Linked DNA regions of Homo sapiens: region 1 is linked to region 2. A link is a loop called in an ENCODE intact Hi-C map of the cell type or tissue named here. Cell type or tissue: PC-9. All regions are shown on one strand. Each heading gives the region's core, and the rest is flanking DNA. Links, peaks and the distances in the headings are about the cores only.

Region 1 (8,319 bases), core at 123-8,122, 130 kb after region 2:
CTTAGTAGAGACGGGGTTTCATCATGTTGGCCAGGCTGGTCTCGAACTCCTGACCTTAGGTGATCCGCCTGCCTCTGCTTCCCAAAGTGCTGGGATTACAGACGTGAGCCACCGCGCCCGGCCGCCATTACTATTATTATCACTACGATGATAATATCGCCATCAAGGTCAGACCTGAGCCAGCCAAAGGTAGCCCTCCCTGGGACCTCAGCCAGCCCCAGGATGAAGCAGGAGCTCACTTCCTGCTGGACTGGAAGCCAGAAGAGGTGGAAGCCTGGATCCAGCCATGCCTGAAGCTACCATACCTCTAGATTCTCAGCAATAAGCTTTTCAGATCATTTTTCACTATAAAGATGAGGACACTGGGTCCCAGCTGGGACAGAGGCTTCCTCAGGAGAAAGGGGCAAGCCCAGAGTCTCCCCACAAGAGACACAGTGGGCCCGATCCCCCGTATGGAGTGAGTTCCCAGGGCCACTCACCACAGCCGTGTAGAAGGTGCAGATAATTCCGGTGGACAGGAGCGACGCCCAGATGTCCAGCCCGGTCACTATGCAAAAAGAGGTCCCCCTGTTAGGCCCCTGGGCGGGGCGCAAACTTAGTCTTGGGTTCTCCTCTCCCTCCCTTTCTCTTCCCAGACATGCTTCCCTAATCTCCCAGAGTCACACCTTGGTTCAGGATGAGGGCCGGTGCGTAGATTACGATGCCGGTGTACAGCATCTGTAGACAGAGTGTGGGGCGGGTGAGCAGGGAGGGCGTCTGGGCGAGTTGGGGATGGGGAGAGGAGGCAGAAGGGTGGTCCCAGAATATGGGCGGGGCAGATAGGCCGGGTCTTCCAGAGTGCAGGCGGGGTCAGGCCGGCTGTGGTGTGGGAGGGGACTGATGGGGGCGGGGTCAGAACGGGAGCATGGGGGGCGGGGTCTGGGCGGGGTCTTGAATGGTGGGGGCCGGGCTAGTGAAGGCTGACGCTCTCGGGGCCCTGAGCGGAGGGCGGGGCCGAGGCCACTCACCGTGGCTACAATGTACTGCAAAGTCCCGCAGAGCCGCACTGCGCGGCTGAAGCGCATCTCCAGGTACTGCAAGGAGGGACTCGAGGTCACCTGGACAGTCCTTACCCAGGAGCCGAGGCCTCTCGGGTCCCTGGTCTGCTCTCTAGGTGGGCCCCTCCCTCCGGAAGCCAACCGCGCCCGCCAGATTCTTGCACGTGGGGGCCCCGCCGCACGCACACACCCGTGCACAGGTGCCATCCCGTGCCTGTGCGTACCCCGTGGACCTGGAGGACTGGTCCATGCGTGTGCACGCGCCCTCCCACTTGCGCCTGACGGGCGCGGGCTCCTGGAGCAGCCACCGCTCAGCAGACACCGACGTGGCCCGCAAGCGCACAGTGTAGACAGTGCCCCGGGCCAATGGTGTTGGCCGCCTAGGATATACCTGTCACGATTTTTTTGGGGGGGAGGGGGGACGGAGTCTCGCTCTGTCGCCCAGGCTAGGGTGCACTGGCACGATCTCGGCTCACTGCAACCTCCGCCTCCCAGGTTCAAGCAATTCTTCTGCCTCAGCCTCCTGAGTAGCTGGGATTACAGGCGCGCGCGACCATGCCCGGCTAATTTTTGTATTTTTAGTAAAGACGGGGTTTCACCATGTTAGCCAGGCTGGTCTTGAACTCCTGACCTCGTGATCCACCCACCTCGGCCTCCCAAAGTGCTGGGATTACAGGCGTGAGCCACTGCGCCCTGCCACAATATTTTTTTTTCCTTTGAGACAAGAGTCTCGCTCTGTCGCCCAGGCTGGAGTGCAGTGACGCGATATCGGCTCACTGCAACCTCCCGGGTTCAAGCAATTCTCCTGTCTTAGCCTCCCAAGTAGCTGGGATTACAGGTGCCCACCACCACATCCGGCTAATTTTTGTATTTTTAGTAGAGACGGGGTTTCGCCATGTTGGCCAGGCTGGTCTTGAACTCCTGACCTCAGGTGATCTGCATGCTTTGGCCTCCCAAAGTGCTGGGATTACAGGCGTGAGCCACCGCACCGGGCCCCGGTCACGATTTTAATCGCTTTACCCTCTCCCCTGGAGGGAGGTCCTGTAATTCGCCCATTGGACAGCTGGGAAACCCAAACAGAGAGGCACGCCCCTTGCCCAAGATACAAGAAAGCAGTGAAGCCAGGTTTCGAACCCCGGAGCCGTCAGCAGTCCCCTCTAGCGCGCACACGTGGGTCTGCACGCCCGGGCAGGTGGGGGGCAGGTGTGTGTCCACCCGTGAGGACACACCTGGTCGAGCCGGGCCCCGCCCCGCGCGCGCTTCCACCGAAGGAGCAGGACGCCAGGCTCTCTCTTCCTCCTTCCTGCCCCTCGCCGGGCGCCTGGGGCCTCTTCCTAGAACCCTCCCCACGTGTCTGCCTAGGGGCCCCTTCCGTTAAAGCACCGAGGTGCCATCCGCGTCCTCCTGTACAGCGGCCCAAAGCCCCAGCGCCTCCCCCACACGGGGTCCCAGCACTGCCAGTGGGGCAGGTCCTACCCCCGGGCCTCTGTCCGGTACCTCGTAGGTGCTGGTGAGGCCCAGGCGGTAGAAGACGGGCATGAAGAGCAGGGCGGTGAGGACCGAGTTCAGAAGCTGGCCCAGGCACATCCAGAGGAACTTGAGGCCATAGCGATAGGCCTCCGACGGCACGCCCAGCACCTGCACGGCCGACATGAAGCTGGCAGACAGCGACAGGCCCACGGGCAGGGCCGCCAGGCGCCGGCCCCCGGTGAAGAAGTCCTCAGCGCTGCGCTGCCCGCCCCGAGCCAGCCCGACCCACAGCCCGATGCCAGTGGACACCAGGAGCATGAGGGCAAAGACCCCGTAGTCCCAGGCTCCGAAGGTGGGCCGTTCCCCGGTCTCCACGGCCTCCATGAGGGCGGGTGCGGAGGCCCAGCGCGTCCTCGGACGCCCTGCGTGCTCAAGCGGGGGAAGCTGGCAGGGGCCGAGGAGGCAGGACGGGGAGGGCGGGTGGGAGGATGCTCGGCAGCCTGTCCCCGCTCCGTCTGGGGTGGGAAGCGGCGAGAGGGGCCGGGGCTCCCTGGGTTAGGAATCTATGGGCTGTCGATGTCCGTGTCGGCCTCCCTGTCCCCGCTGTCTGTCTCTGCGTCCGCCCCTGCTGTCTGTCTGTCCTGCCACCTCCCCTCTCACTCTGGGTTCCGCTGTCCCATGCAGCCGGCTGTCTGTCCCTCTCCCTGGGCGCTGTGCTCAGCGCTGACAGCTGGAGGTCGCCTTGGGGCTTACGGGAGCAGCTCGTGATTGTGGGTTGCAGATTTATTGGGCTCCCGGGTCACCGCGACTCCGCCTCCAGACCTAGGGGCGGGCAGGACCCGCACCCTTTCAGCCCTGGACTGGGACAGACAGGCCAGGACAGGCTATCTGGGTGGCTGCAGGGGGTGGTATCGGGGAGGGCTCCCAAATGCCCCTCCATCCCCATGCACCCACCCATCCCCATGCACTGTGATCCCCTGATCACAGCTGTCACTGTCTGCTGTTGACAGGTGGGGAAATTGAGGCTCAGAGAGGGCATGTCACTATCCAAGCCTGCACAGCCTGCTTCAGCACTCAAAGCCGTATTGTGCTTGAATACCTTGAGCTATGGGGAGCTCACTTTCATGCAGGACTGGGGTTCACTTTCAGGGTTTCAGGGGACCCATAAAGAAAACTTACCTGGCTTTACCACCCCCAAACTGGCATGTGGGCCTACCCCCTTTCTCTAGAGCCTTAGGGGGTGGGCATCACTGAACCCCGCTCTTGGGCTAAGCTGGGTGGGAGACATTCAGAGCTCAAGTTCTGAGTGGGTACATACTTGGGGAAGACTTTGCTCCTCCCTGGGCCTTAGTTTCCCCATCTGTAACAAGGATAAAATAGACCCTGCCTCAGAGGAATAAATGGGACGTGGTAACGAAAGCCTGGTACATGATAAGTGCCTCATTCATTTATTCCTTTATTCATTTGTCACTTCATTCATTCATTCATTGGTTCCTTTGCAGATATGCACTGAGAGTTGGCCCTGTGCCAGGCATAAATGGCTCACTGAGGTGGTGCGAGGGGCCTTTAAGGTTATGAACCCGAATAAGCGGAGACCATGACCACCAGGGAGGTAGAGTCTGGCTTGTCCCTATCATATAGATGAGGAAACCAAGGTTGGGTGTGGGAGAAAGTCTACTGGGGGGGTCACGCTTCCATGAGGACCAACGAGCTGTCATCTCAGGGCCCTTCTCTGGGGGACCCAGGAGGACTTTGACCTCTGGAGGTTCTGGTCTCTGGGTTCAAGTCTCAGCTCAGCCTCCAACTTTCTGGGCAATCACGCATCTCAAACTTGGTTCCCTTCTCCATAAGCTGGTGGAATCTGAAATCCTGGGGGTTGAAAGAAACAGCGTCAGAGGCCGGGCATGATGGCTTATGCCTGTAATCCCAGCACTTTGGGAGGCTGAAGTGGGAGGATCATTTGAGTCCCAGAATTCGAGACTACCCTGAGCAACATAGTGAGATCTTGTCTGTATGAAAAATACAAATATTAGCGAGGCGTGGTGGCACATGCCTGTAATCCCAGCTACTCAGGAGGCTGAAGTGGGAGGATCGCTTGAGCGTGGAAGTTCGAGGCTGCAATGAGCTGTGGTCGAGAACTGCACAGCACTCCAGCCTGGGCAGCACAGCAAGACCCCGTCTCCAAAAAAAAAAAAAAAAAAAAAAAAAGGGCTTTTGAGCGCTTCTCGCCAGCCTCTGCTGCTCCCTGGTGGCCTCCTCTGGCCTACCCTCTGCCCTGGCCGCTCCAGCTGGGTCCAGCGTTTCTCAACGCGTCCCCACGTAACCCCCGGACAGTCCTCTTGCTCCCTCTCTGCTGTGCAGGGTGGACCTGTCCCTCCCCCGGGGCTGTGACACTGCGGCGGCTACGCGGGCACCTGTTGCCGGCTGGAGCGTACCTCCTGCCCTCGCCAGGAGAGTGGGTTAGGCACCTAGTTCTTTCTCCTTCCACCCTGGTCAGGCATCCTCCTGGAAACCCCGTTGGAAAAGGGGAGATCCGGCCGGGTGCGGTGTCTCACTCCTGTAATCCCAGCACTTTGGGGGGCCGAGGCGGACGGGTCTCTTGAGATCCGTTCAAGACCAGTCTGGCCAACATGGTGAAACCCCGTCTCTACTAAAAATACAAGAATTAGCCGGGCGTGGTGGCGGCCGCCTGTAATCCCAGCTACTTGGGAGGCTGAGGCGGGAGAATCGCTTGAGCCCGGGAGGTGGAGGTTGCAGTGAGCCGAGATCGCGCCACTTCACTCCAGCCTGGGCGACAGAGAGAGATTCCGTCTCAAAAAATAAATAAATAAACAAATAAATAAATAAAAATCAAGGCTGGGCGCGGTGGCTCACGCCTGTAATCCTAGCACTTTGGGGGGCCGACGCGGGCGGATCACGAGGTCAGGAAATCGAGACCATCCAGGCCAACGTGGTGAAACCCCGTCTCTACTAAAAATACAAAAATTAGCCGGGCGTGATGGCACGCGCCTGTAGTCCCAGCTACTCGGGAGACTGAGGCAGGAGAATCGCTTGAACCCGGGAGGCGGAGGTTGCAGTGAGCCGAGATCGTGCCACTGCACTCCAGCCTGGCGACAGAGCGAGACTGTCTCAATCAATCAATCAATCAATCAATGGGAGATCCGAGCGGGATCCCCTACTTGCAAAGCCCTGCCGACCAATGTAAACATATGCAAATTGTGCAAATACATGTAAATGGACCCCTTCTCTCCAGGGAAGTTCTGGGAAGGCATAGCTTCTCTTCTTCCCACCGTGGGGTCCAGGCTGCGGCCAGAGGCCTGGGCTGAGGCCGGTTCATTGAGTGCATACTGTGTGCAGGGCCCTCCGGCAGGTGCTGGGGACACAGCATGATCCAGGTGGACCCACCCCAGGGTGGTGATGGCCCTGACCTCACCAGCAGATAAATACTGATTTCAGCTGGGCACTGTGGCTCACACTTATAATCCCAGCACTTTGGGAGGCTGAGGTGGGAGGATCGCCAGAGCCCGGGAGGTCAAGGCTGCAGTGAGCAGTGATCACACCAGTGAATTCCAGCCTGGATACAGGTTGAGCAGAGACAGACAATCACGGGGTATCTTCTGGGCCTCCGGAAGGGGTGTGGATTTTGTTCTGAGGGTGCTGGGGAACTGTAGGAGAGTTTGGAGCAGGTGAGGAGTCTGATGAGATTTCTAGATTCTGAAAAATGGGTCATATCCAAGTGGCGGGAGTGGGGTGGCTGCCGAGTGGGGGGAGGGGGGTGGATTTGGAAAGCACTTTGGAATTCCTAAGGAGGCCTGGAGTGAAGGCCCCTGCAGAGTGTGCAGGACCATCTCCTGCCCTAGCGGAGGGAATTGTGAGCCTGGAGAGGAAAAGCAGCAGAGTGGGGAGAATCAGGTCACACCTTCCTTGACTGTGATTCCAATGACAGAAGCGGGCAGCAGGACCCCAGGATGTGAGTTAGGAAGGGCCCAAGGCCGCGGCAGACAATGTGAGCAGAATGTGCAGGAATGGGAGAGTGGTGGCAGTGTCGGGGCGCTGTCCCCTGCCCCTTGGTTCCCTGGGAGATGCAGCAGGGGTTGGGGTGAGAAGTTGTGAGCTGCTGTGACTGCAGCACGACCTGCTGGGTGGCCCTGGACATCAATTCCCCTTCTGTGAGCTAGGAGTGACAGTGGGATTTGAACCCACGCCATGGGGAGCCAGAATCTGTCCTTGAACTTCAACTCTGCACTCAACAAGTGCAAAAAGGCCAGTTTCGGTGGCTCATGCCTGTAATCTCAGCACTTTGGGAGGCCAAGCCAGGAAGATGGCTGGAGGCTAGGAGTTGGAGACCAGCCTGAACAATATAGTGAGACCCCAACTCTACAATTTTGTTTGTTTGTTTGTTTGTTGTATTTTTAGTAGAGAAGGGGTTTCACCATGTTGGCCAGGCTGGTCTCGAACTCCTGACCTCACATGATCCACCCACCTCTGCCTCCCAAAGTGCTAGGACTACAGGTGTGAGCCACCATGCCCAGCCAAAAATTTTTAAAAGTTAGCCGAGTTTGGTGGTGTGCACCTGTGGTCCCAGCTACTTAGGAGGCTGAAGCAGAAGGATTGGTTGAGCTGGGGAGGTTGAGGCTGCAGTGAGCGGTGATTGCGCCACTGCACTTTAGCCTGGGCGACAGAAGAAGACCCTGTCTCTAAAAAAATAAATAAATGCAAACTATTCTTCCTTGTTGCTGCTGCTGTCTGTAAGATTCCACAATTCGACTGGGCACGGTGCTCACGCTTGTAATCCCAACACTTTTGGAGGCCCAGGCAGGTGGATCATCTGAAGTCAGGAGTTCAAGCCCACCCTGGCCAACATGAAGAAACCCCGTGTCTACTAAAAACACAAAAAACTAGCCAGGCATGGTGGCAGGCATGTGTAATCCCAGCTACTCGGGAGGCTGAAGCAGGAGAATCGCTTGAACCCAAGAGGCAGAGGTTGCAGTAAGCTAAGATCATGCCATTGCACTCCAACCTGGGCAGCAAGAGTGAAACTCCATCTCAAAAAAAAAAAAAAAAAAAAAAAGATTCCATAATTCTAAGTCCTGAGACTCAACTGTGAGTCTCAGATTCTGTGATTCTCATATAGTCTCTCTTGGTTGCAGGAACTGGGGCTGGGGTCTCTTGGGGTCCCTACTCGTCTGTCCTGCTTTGGCACTGCCTTTGTCCCCACTGGTTCTGACTCAGGAGCAGAAGTGCAGGGCGGGTCAGGGAGGGGAGGCTTTGAATGTCGCTCCCCCAGGGATCACGGCCCTACTGAGGTGACACCTGGCACCTTGACAAGCCCAGGAACGAGACCCAGGAGCGCCTCAGCACCTGAGGAGGTGGGAGGAGTTCCTGGATTCCTGCCCTTGCTTATCCTTGGGTTAACTGGGTGAGCCCGGGTAGGACCTGTCCTGCTCCAGACCCCAGCGGACATCCAGGTTCTCGCTGGCCAGCCTCTGCCTTATTGGCCCCACTCACAGCCACGTGAAAGGATCCATTTCTGCCCAGACCCAGGGCTTTTGCTCTGGTTGGTCTTGTACCTTCTCTCAACAGCCAGGGGCAGTTCTTTTTGTTTGCTTATTTTTTCTATTTGTTTTTCTGAGACAGGGGCTCGCTCTGTTGCCCAGGCTGGAGTGCAGTGGAGAGGTTACGGCTCACTGCAACTTCAACCTTCTGGGCTCAAGTGATCCTCCTGCCTCAGACTCCCAAGTAGCTGGGACTATGGGCACACCACCACCACGCCCAGCCTCTGCATGGGGTTGTGACTGTTCCTCTCCCTCCT
Region 2 (8,319 bases), core at 13-8,012:
CCCCAGAGCGCATGGCGCGCGGCTGGGGACACGGTTTGGACACGCGGAGAGAAGGCACACGGCCCGGGCGCGCCTGCAGATCCCCGGGGTTTCCGCGTTCCCCCGTCGCGTCCCCCAAGCTTCCTCCGGGCCCCCCCGGCGAACTTGGGCCGGCGCCGGTGGCCCAGGGCGGGCGCGTCGTCGGCGAACTTCCTGGTCCTCTGCATCCGCCCCCGTGACGCACGCGGGCCGCCGGGGACTGGCCGCCCGCGTGCCCGCACTGTTGACTTTGCCATCCTCGGAGATGGGCGGGCCCTGTTTTTGTAGGGTCGGCGCTGTTGAATCAGAAGCAGGCAGGGGCGGAGGTGGCTGGGGAGGCACCGAGGCGGCCGCAGATCTCAGCCCTATGGTCTCATTCGCCCCTCACTACCCCTGCCCCCCCCGCCGCCCAGAACCCGGCACCGCCTCAGTCTCCCCGTCATTGTCACTTCATGGCTGTCCCTCAAACAAAATCCACCTCGAGTAGCTCTCTTCGCCTCCGCACTGGGCCGTTCCGCTACCAGATCCGTTCTCCCACCCATCCCGCCCACGCCCAAATGCCACTTCCTCAGAGTCCCCTTGCCACCTCTGGCCTTGTTTACTTTTCTCTGTTTTTTCTTTCTTTCCTTCCTTCCTTCCTTCCCTCCTTCCTCTCTTTCTTTTTTTCTCTTTCTTTCTTGCCTTGTTTACTTTTCTCTTTCTCTCTCTCTTTTTTTAAGACAGAGTCTCGCTCTGTCGCCCAGGCCGGGGCACAGTAGCGTGATCCTGGCTCACTGCAATCTCCACCTCCCTGGTTCTAGCAATTCTCCTGCCTCAGTCTCCTGAGTACCTGGGACGACAGGAGTCGTCCACGCCCAGCTAATTTTTGTATTTTTAGTAGAGATAGGGTTTCACCATGTTGGCCGGCTGGTCTCCAACTCCTGACCTCAGGTGATCCTCCCACCTCAGCCTCCCGAAGTACTGGGATTACAGGCGTGAGCCACCACGCCCGGCCTGTTCATAACTTTATGGCTTTGGTGTTTTTTTTTTTTTTTTTTTAAGTACTATGGGTTTACTGTGCCTCTGCCATCAGACCTGGGAGCTACCACTGGCACAGAAGGTACACCCACGGATGTTCCTTAACCAAACCCTGGGTTCTCACCCTGAAGGACAGCCCCTTTCCTTCTCAGGCCTTAGTTTCCCCAGCCAGACAACAGGGTAGAAAGGATGAGTCCTGCCAAAGACTCCAGTGTGATCCCTCAGGCGGGAAGGAGCATTTATTGAGCACCTACCAGTTGCCTGGCCCTTTTTAGGGAGTTCTGGTTAAATAGACTGTCACCCCATTTTACAGATGAAACAACCAAGGCCCCAGAGGGGCAGCCACTGCTCAGAGTCACCCAGCAGTGGCAGAGTCAGGACTCGAACCCGGGTCTGACCAGCACCTCCTCATACCCTTCTCGTGCGTGGGCCCAAGCTGGTCATTCATGCACCAGCCACGGCCTAGTTATCTCGTTGAGCCAGGCGATGGATGGCCTTATCAGAGGCTGCCAGGACCTGGGGCTCCTCGGCTATGCACAGCGTCGTCTCCCCAGGAGCCAGGCCTCCTCGCCCCACCCAGGGCTCAGCATCTGCCAAGTAAATGCCTGTTGCTCCCAGCACCCAAGCCCATGGCCTCCAGGGACCTTTCTGATTCTACTTGTGTCTGGAACCCTCCCCTGTAGCCCACCCCTGAAGGGTCTCTCTGACCCCTGGATGTCACCAAATAACCCCTCCTCCTGACGTCCCCATGGCTCCTCCATGGAGTCCCTTCCACCAAGTCCAGGTTTTTTCTCACTGCAACCTCCACCTCCTGGGTTCAAGCGATTATCCTGCCTCAGCCTCCCAAGTAGCTGGGATTACAGGCGTGCACCACCACACCCAGCTAATTTTTATATTTTTAGTAGAGACAGGGTTTCACCATGTTGCCCAGGCTGGTCTTGAACTCCTGACCTCAGGTGATCCGCCCGCTTTACCCTCCCAAAGTGCTGGGATTACAGGTGTGAGCCACTGTGCCCAGCCAGTCCGGTTCTTTACTTTGGCCTAGGGGATTTCCAGTTTGAATGCACCATCCTTCCTCGCAGTGTGGTCCCAGGTAGGTAGATTCACCTCTCTGGGCCTCAGTTTCCCCCCCATCCCACCATGGTCAAGTTCTGATGAGGAATCAGTGTGGTAATTGACATCATCACATTCTCTGTAGACAGCAGGTGCTCAATACAAATCTCACAAAAACCCAAATGACCTTCCTCACCCAGGTCACCTCCCCCATGGGCCCCGCTGGGGCCTGGCACACAGTGGGTGTCCATCAACGCGGTTGGTTGAAGGGGAGCGATGCTTCTGGCCAGGGCTGGGCCATGCTGTCTGAGGGATCTCAGCGCCAGGTGGGGCTGGTACAGGTGTCCCTAGAGAGTTGTCCCTCACTGAGCTCCAGCCCAGAGGGAGAGAGGGCTTCTAGGCTAGGATTCTAGGCTAGGCCGGTGATGGGAACAGGTTTTTCTGATTCCCACATTCATCTTGGTACCCAGGGCTGGAGGTCTACCTCCTGGGACATCACCAGTGCCTTCCAGCCATGCACACAGGCAGCCACTAGGCGGGTCCTGCTTTATTCAGAACCAGCACGGACCCCTCCCCGGGCTGCTCCATGCCCACCGGGGGCCTGGGGAGAGTCGGGGGACCAGGTGACCAGAGGAAGCTCCGGGCTCCCCTGCCCTCACCCATGGTCCAGCCCTGCCCTCTGCCTGGGCAGTCTGGGCGGGGCAGGCCTCAGTCCACTCAGCCTGACTCAGCGTTGGCTTCTTGAACTCCAAGAGGCGCCACTGTACAAGGCTTCCCGGAGGTGGCGGCCACACGATGGCCAAGATTTAGGGGTCTGGTGGCGGGCAGGGCCGTCACCCGCAGTCCGAGGGGGCCACGGGCGTCCACCGGCAGGGGGAGCTCCGGGCTGCCTGGTCTTGGGGGCCGGGGCCGGGCCTGGGAGGCAGGGGAGGCGGGGGTGGGCGTATGGCTTGGGCGATGAGGCCAGGCAGGGCCTGTAGAGAGGCACCCAGCGCATCCAAGCGGCTTTCCAGGGTGGCCAGGCGGGCCTCCAGCTCCTCGTGCTGAGCGTGCAGCTCCGATACAAGGTCGTACATGACGGTCTGGGTCTGCGGGAGACAGAGAGGGGCAGGAGAGAGGCGCCGCTGAGTGAGAGAGGAAAGGACGATACCACGACACCAATGACAGAGAGGGACAGCCCACACGCTCCAGGTGGGTGCCAGCCACTAATGGGGCCCGTGTGAGGGGTGGCTGGGAGGATACCCCCAGCCCCAGAGGTCCCTTGCTGGGCCCAGGGAAGGATTGGAGAGTGGATGAGGGGAGAGACTGGTCTTTTCTTTCTCTCTTTTTTTTTTTTTTCTTTGAGACAGAGACTCCCTCCGTCACCTATGCTGGAGTGCAGTGGCCCAATCTCGGCTCATTACAACCTCCTCTTTCCGGGAGGCGCCCAGCCTAAAAGACAGGTCTTAAATGCCAAGCTCAGCTGGTTGTGGTGGCTCACGCCTGTAATCCCAGCACTTTGGGAGGCCGAGGCAGGCGAATCGCCTGAGGTCAGGAGTTTGAGACCAGCCTGGCCAACATGGTGAAACTTTGTCTCCACTAAAAATACAAAAATTAGCCGGATGTGGTAGCGGGCACCTGTAATCCCCGCTACTCGGGGGGGATGAGGCAGGAGAATCACTTGAACCCAGGAGGTGGAGGTTTCAGTGCGCCTGAGTGACAAGAGGGAAAATCCGTCTCAAGAAAAAGAAAGCAAGCAAGCCAAGCTCAGGGCTGGCAGGCCTGGGAAAGGCCTAGTGAGGTTCTGGGGTGGGGGGACATGCCCAGAGCTGCCCTGGGGGTCTAGTGGCCACAGGGCACACATAGCCACAGGCAGTGCTCAAGTGGTACCCACAGACCTGGGGGATGTTTGGGGCTGACGTTGCTCCAGGCTGGGGAACAGCAGGAGCGTGGGGACATGGCTGCCTAGGAAGAAGAGGAGGGGGGACCCTGTTCAGTCGTGAACTGCCACCCCTCCCATTAGGCTGGGGAGGGGACAGGGGTCTAATGACGAAGGTGACTGCCCTGAGAATCTGACGCAATCACAGACTGGGAACACGACAGCCACAATTACTGTTACAGCAGCCAGTGGGGCATCCCTACCACCTCAACTGCCCGGTTCTGGCACTGTCCCCCTATGGGCAGGGGAGGCCGGCCAGGCAGGGACAGTCCTGGGTGCAGACACCACTCTGGCCACCAGGTGGCACTAGAACATCACTCCACGGCTCTGAGCGCAGCTGGGTCAGGACACCGGTTTGCCACCCCGCGGCGGCCTCCGTGGGAGGATGGAGGCAGTGGTGGAAGGAAGACAGGACAGGACGAGGTGCCCACCCCAGCTCCTCTGTCCTCTCACACCCAGCCTCTTCCTCCCAGCTTCCTCCACTGTGCCCCCTACCCTTTTCCCTCCATCAGTGCAAGGCAGACCCCACTCCGAGTGCAAACACCTTGTGGGGGCCTCCCCTCCTAGCACCACTGACCTTACCCTGGCCTCTCTCAGGCACCACAGTCCCTAGAGCCAGAGGGTGACATCTGGAGGCCAGAGCAGTGTCCAGCCTTCAGGTGGTTCTTTTTAGTCTTTTCTGAGGTTTAAAATTTTTATTTTTATTTTTATTTTTGAGACGAAGTCTCGCTCTTGTTGTCTAGGCTGGAGTGCAGAGGCATGATCTCGGCTCACTGCAACCTCCACCTCCTGGGTTCAAGCGACTCTCCTGCCTCAGCCTCCCAAGTAGCTGAGATTACAGGTGCCCGCTACCACACCCGGCTAATTTTTGTATTTTTAGTGGAGACAAAGTTTCACCATGTTGGCCAGGCTGGTCTTGAACTCCTGGCCTCAGGTGATCCGCCCACCTTTGCCTCCCAAGGTGCTGGGATTACAGGGATGAGCCACTACACCCAGGCTTAAAATTTTATTTTTTAGAGACAGAGTCTTGCTCTGTCTCCCAGACTGGAGTGCAGTGGTACAGTCACAGCTGACTGCAGCTTTTACCTCCCAGGCTCAAGTGATCCTCCCACCTCAGCCTCCTGCTAATTTTTCTATTTTTTTTTTTTTTTTTTTGTAGCAATGGAGTTTTGCCATGTTGCCCAGGCTGGTCTTGAATTCCTGAGCTCAAGTGATCCCCCCTCCTCAACTTCCCAAAGTGCTAGGATTACAGGCATGAGCCACTGCATCTGGCCTGATTTTCTTAATATTTTCCTTTCTCTACCATACCTTACTGTAAGAATACAGTATATATACACAAAATATATGTGAATCAACTGTTTATCAGTAAGGCTTTTGGTCAATGGTAGGCTATCAGTAGTTAAATTTGGGGTGAGGGGGCGTCAAAACTTATATGAGGCCGGGCACAGTGGCTTATGCCTGTAATCCCAGCACTTTGGGAGGCCAAGGCAGGTGGATTACTTGAAGTCAGGAGTTCGAGACCAGCCTGGCCAACATGGTGAAACCCCATCTCTACTAAAAATACAAAAAGTAGCTAGGCGTGGCGGCATACACCTGTAATCCTAGCTACTCAGGAGGCTGAGGCAGGAGAATACCTTAAACCTAGGAGATGGAGGCTGCAGTGAGCTGAGATCGCACCTCTGCACTCCAGCCTGGGCAACAGAGTGAGACTCTGTCTCAAAAAGAAAAAAAGAAGTTATATGGGAATATTTGACTTTTAAGGGGTCAGCACCCCATAACCCCCATGTTCGAGAGTTAACTGTATATCTTCAGGGGTCTAGAATATGTTTTTCTCTCTGTAAGATTCTTTTCTGGGTGCGGTGGCTCACGCCTGTAATCCCAGCACTTTGGGAGGCCAAGGCGGGAGGATCACTTGAGCTCAGGAGTTTGAGACCAGCCTGGGCAACATGGTGAAACCCCATCTCTACAAAAAATACAAAAATTAGCAGGACCTGGTGGTGTGCGCCTGTAGTCCCAGCTACTCAAGAGGATGAGTTGGGGGGATTGCTTGAGCCTGGGGAGGTTGAGGCTGCGGTGAGCCATGATTTTGCCACTGCACTCCAGCCTGTACCACAGAGCAAGACCCTGTCTCAGAAAAAAAAAAAAAAGAAGATTCCCTTCCAAATTAAATTTCTTGTAGGTTAATATTAAGCTAGATTGCATTCTCTTCCTAGTGATGGAGGAAGTGAGTCCAAAATGCACTGGGGACAAGAAATAAAATAGAATGGGACTTAACATTTTCTAAAGATAACATGAAATTAGCCTCAAGCTGACTGATAGATCAGGGGATGTAGCCACTGAGCAAAAGCTATTTTCTGAAACTATGTCATTGGTCAGAAGGGAATTCAAATCAGTGTTGCAAAGATCTCAAGCACTTGATTAATTGCAACTGGTCCAGTGACACATCTTCCAGTGGAAGAATTCAAAAAGTGGGAAATGGGCTGGGCACGGTGGCCCACGCCTGTAATCCCAACACTTTGGGAGGCTGAGGGGGGTGGATCACTTAAGGTCAGGAGTTCGAGACCAGGCTGGCCAACATGGCGAAACCCCGTCTCTACTAAAAGTACAAAAATTAGCCGGGCATGCTGGTGCATGCCTGTAATCCCAGCTACTCTGGAGGCTGAAGCACGAGAATTGCTTGAACCCGGGAGGCGGAAGTTGCAGTGAGCTGAGATCACGCCACTGCACTCCAGCCTGGGTGACAGAGCAAGACTCTGTCTCAAAAAATAAATAAATAAAGCTAAAAAAAAAAGTGGGAGATGACTTGATATTCGAATCAACACACAGATCCATGTATAACACAAACTGATTTCTTTCTTGCTTTTTTTTTTTTTTTGAGACAGGGTCTCGCTCTGTTGCCCAGGCTAGAGTGCAGCAGAGTGATCATACCTCACAGCAGCCTTGACCTCCTGGGCTCAAGTGATTCTCCCGCCTCAGCCTCCCTAATAGCTGGGACTACAGGCACTCACCACCATGCCTGGTTAATTTTTTTATTCTTTTTGTACAGATGGGGTCTCTCTGTGCTGCCCAGGCTGGTCTCAACCTCTTGGGCTCAAGTGATCTGCCTGCCTCAGCCTCCCAAAGTACAGGGATTATAGGCATGACCCATTGAACCCAGCTGGCCCCAATTTCTCTTGCAATCAATTTAAATTTCCTGACAGATGTTTAATTGCTATACAAATTATACAAAGCTTTCTCCCAAGGCTATCATTTGAATTTATACCCATAGCAAAGGAATTTTTTCTCTTCCATTTCAGATCTTGAATTGAGGTGGTATGCCTAAATCTAGAAATACCTCTTCACCCATTTAGCCCCCTAATTGTGTACTCTTTTTAAATTTTTAAATTATTTTTAAAATTATTATCATTTTTTTGAGACAGGGTGTCACTCTGTCACCCAGGCTGGACTGCAGTGGTGCCATCTCGGCTCACTGCAGCCTCAACCCCCCAAGTTCAAGCGATTCTCCTCCCTCAGCCCCCAAGTAGCTGGGATTAAAGGCGCCCGCCACCACGCCTGGCTAATTGTTGTATTTTTTTTGTAGAGACGGGATTTCACCATGTTGCCCAGGCTGGTCTCAAACTCCTGAGCTCAAGCGATCCGCCCGCCACTGCACTCAGCCCACAGCGGGTCCTTGTGCCCTCCTCCGGCAGGAGCTGAGCCCCATCCCATCTGCTCCGGGGCCCCACCTGCCCTGTCTGGCCCACCCTGCCCCAACCCACTCACCTTGGCTAGGTCGGTAAGCGTGTTAGCCTGGTCGTTCAGCTTCCCTTGCTCGATCTTCACACTCCGGAGCCTGTGGGGACACGGGGTTGGGGGAGGGGGTTAGGCAGGTTCCCGTGGAGGCTGCAGTGGGGGCAGGGACTTTCATGCACCCACCCGGGGTCACCTATGGGACATGCATCAGAGGATGAGGTGGGAGTTGGGAGGCCGATTCCCTGTAGTCTATTCCCTCCCAGTACACAGCCGGTGCGCCAGGGCCAGAAGTCAGCCTGGCCACCGCCCACACCACCCATTGGCTGGTCCTGTCTCCGGCCCAACTCAGGACTGCCCCAGGAAGTTGGATCCCAGACCAAGGTGAAGCCTGCACGGATCCATGGGGCAGATGTGAACCCTGCCCGCCTCTGAGGCTGGGGTTGGCATGCCCCGGGTGTACCCCCTGTCTGTGACCACCATGCACCCCCGATTTCCCAGCCCCACCAAGCCCCTGGGAGAACACTTACTTCTGAGCCCTGGCAGGACCGGGCAGAGCAGGAGAAAAATCACAAGGCAATTTT

What was found. Peaks named below come from ENCODE experiments on the same cell type or tissue, not always from the same donor. Only the 100,000 strongest peaks of a DNase experiment are listed, where the experiment ranks them.
Region 1: a loop joins it to region 2, with 8 times the contacts of the local background. A loop is called at or near these places in 57 of 110 quality-filtered maps.

What each region holds. Positions count from the first base shown.
Region 1 is chr19:17,866,892-17,875,210 of GRCh38, reverse strand. It overlaps SLC5A5 (solute carrier family 5 member 5), which reads right to left and starts at 3,266. Exons shown (of 15, transcript NM_000453.3): 1 at 2,535-3,266; 2 at 1,008-1,073; 3 at 666-717; 4 at 480-547. The coding sequence starts at 2,891. RefSeq lists a silencer at 802-931 and enhancers at 724-1,496, 5,144-5,797, 5,798-6,451. In PC-9, for the core only: CTCF peaks have their summits at 4,542 and 4,770 (motif pointing left); DNase peaks (open chromatin) are centred at 1,035, 4,790, 7,628 and 7,768; H3K4me3 peaks cover 793 bases; H3K27me3 peaks cover 426 bases.
Region 2 is chr19:17,993,009-18,001,327 of GRCh38, reverse strand. It overlaps KCNN1 (potassium calcium-activated channel subfamily N member 1), which reads right to left. Exons shown (of 10, transcript NM_001386974.1): 8 at 8,266-8,274; 9 at 7,769-7,838; 10 at 1,243-3,176. The coding sequence ends at 2,922. It also overlaps a transcript of ARRDC2 not described here. Among named protein-coding and RNA genes, the nearest start is that of ARRDC2, 11 kb to the left of the region's middle. RefSeq lists silencers at 1-300, 4,177-4,426 and an enhancer at 4,041-4,542. In PC-9, for the core only: CTCF peaks have their summits at 2,666, 2,865 (motif pointing right), 4,100 and 4,299 (motif pointing right); DNase peaks (open chromatin) are centred at 247, 2,717, 3,497, 4,297 and 2 weaker places; H3K4me3 peaks cover 2,793 bases; H3K27ac peaks cover 3,301 bases.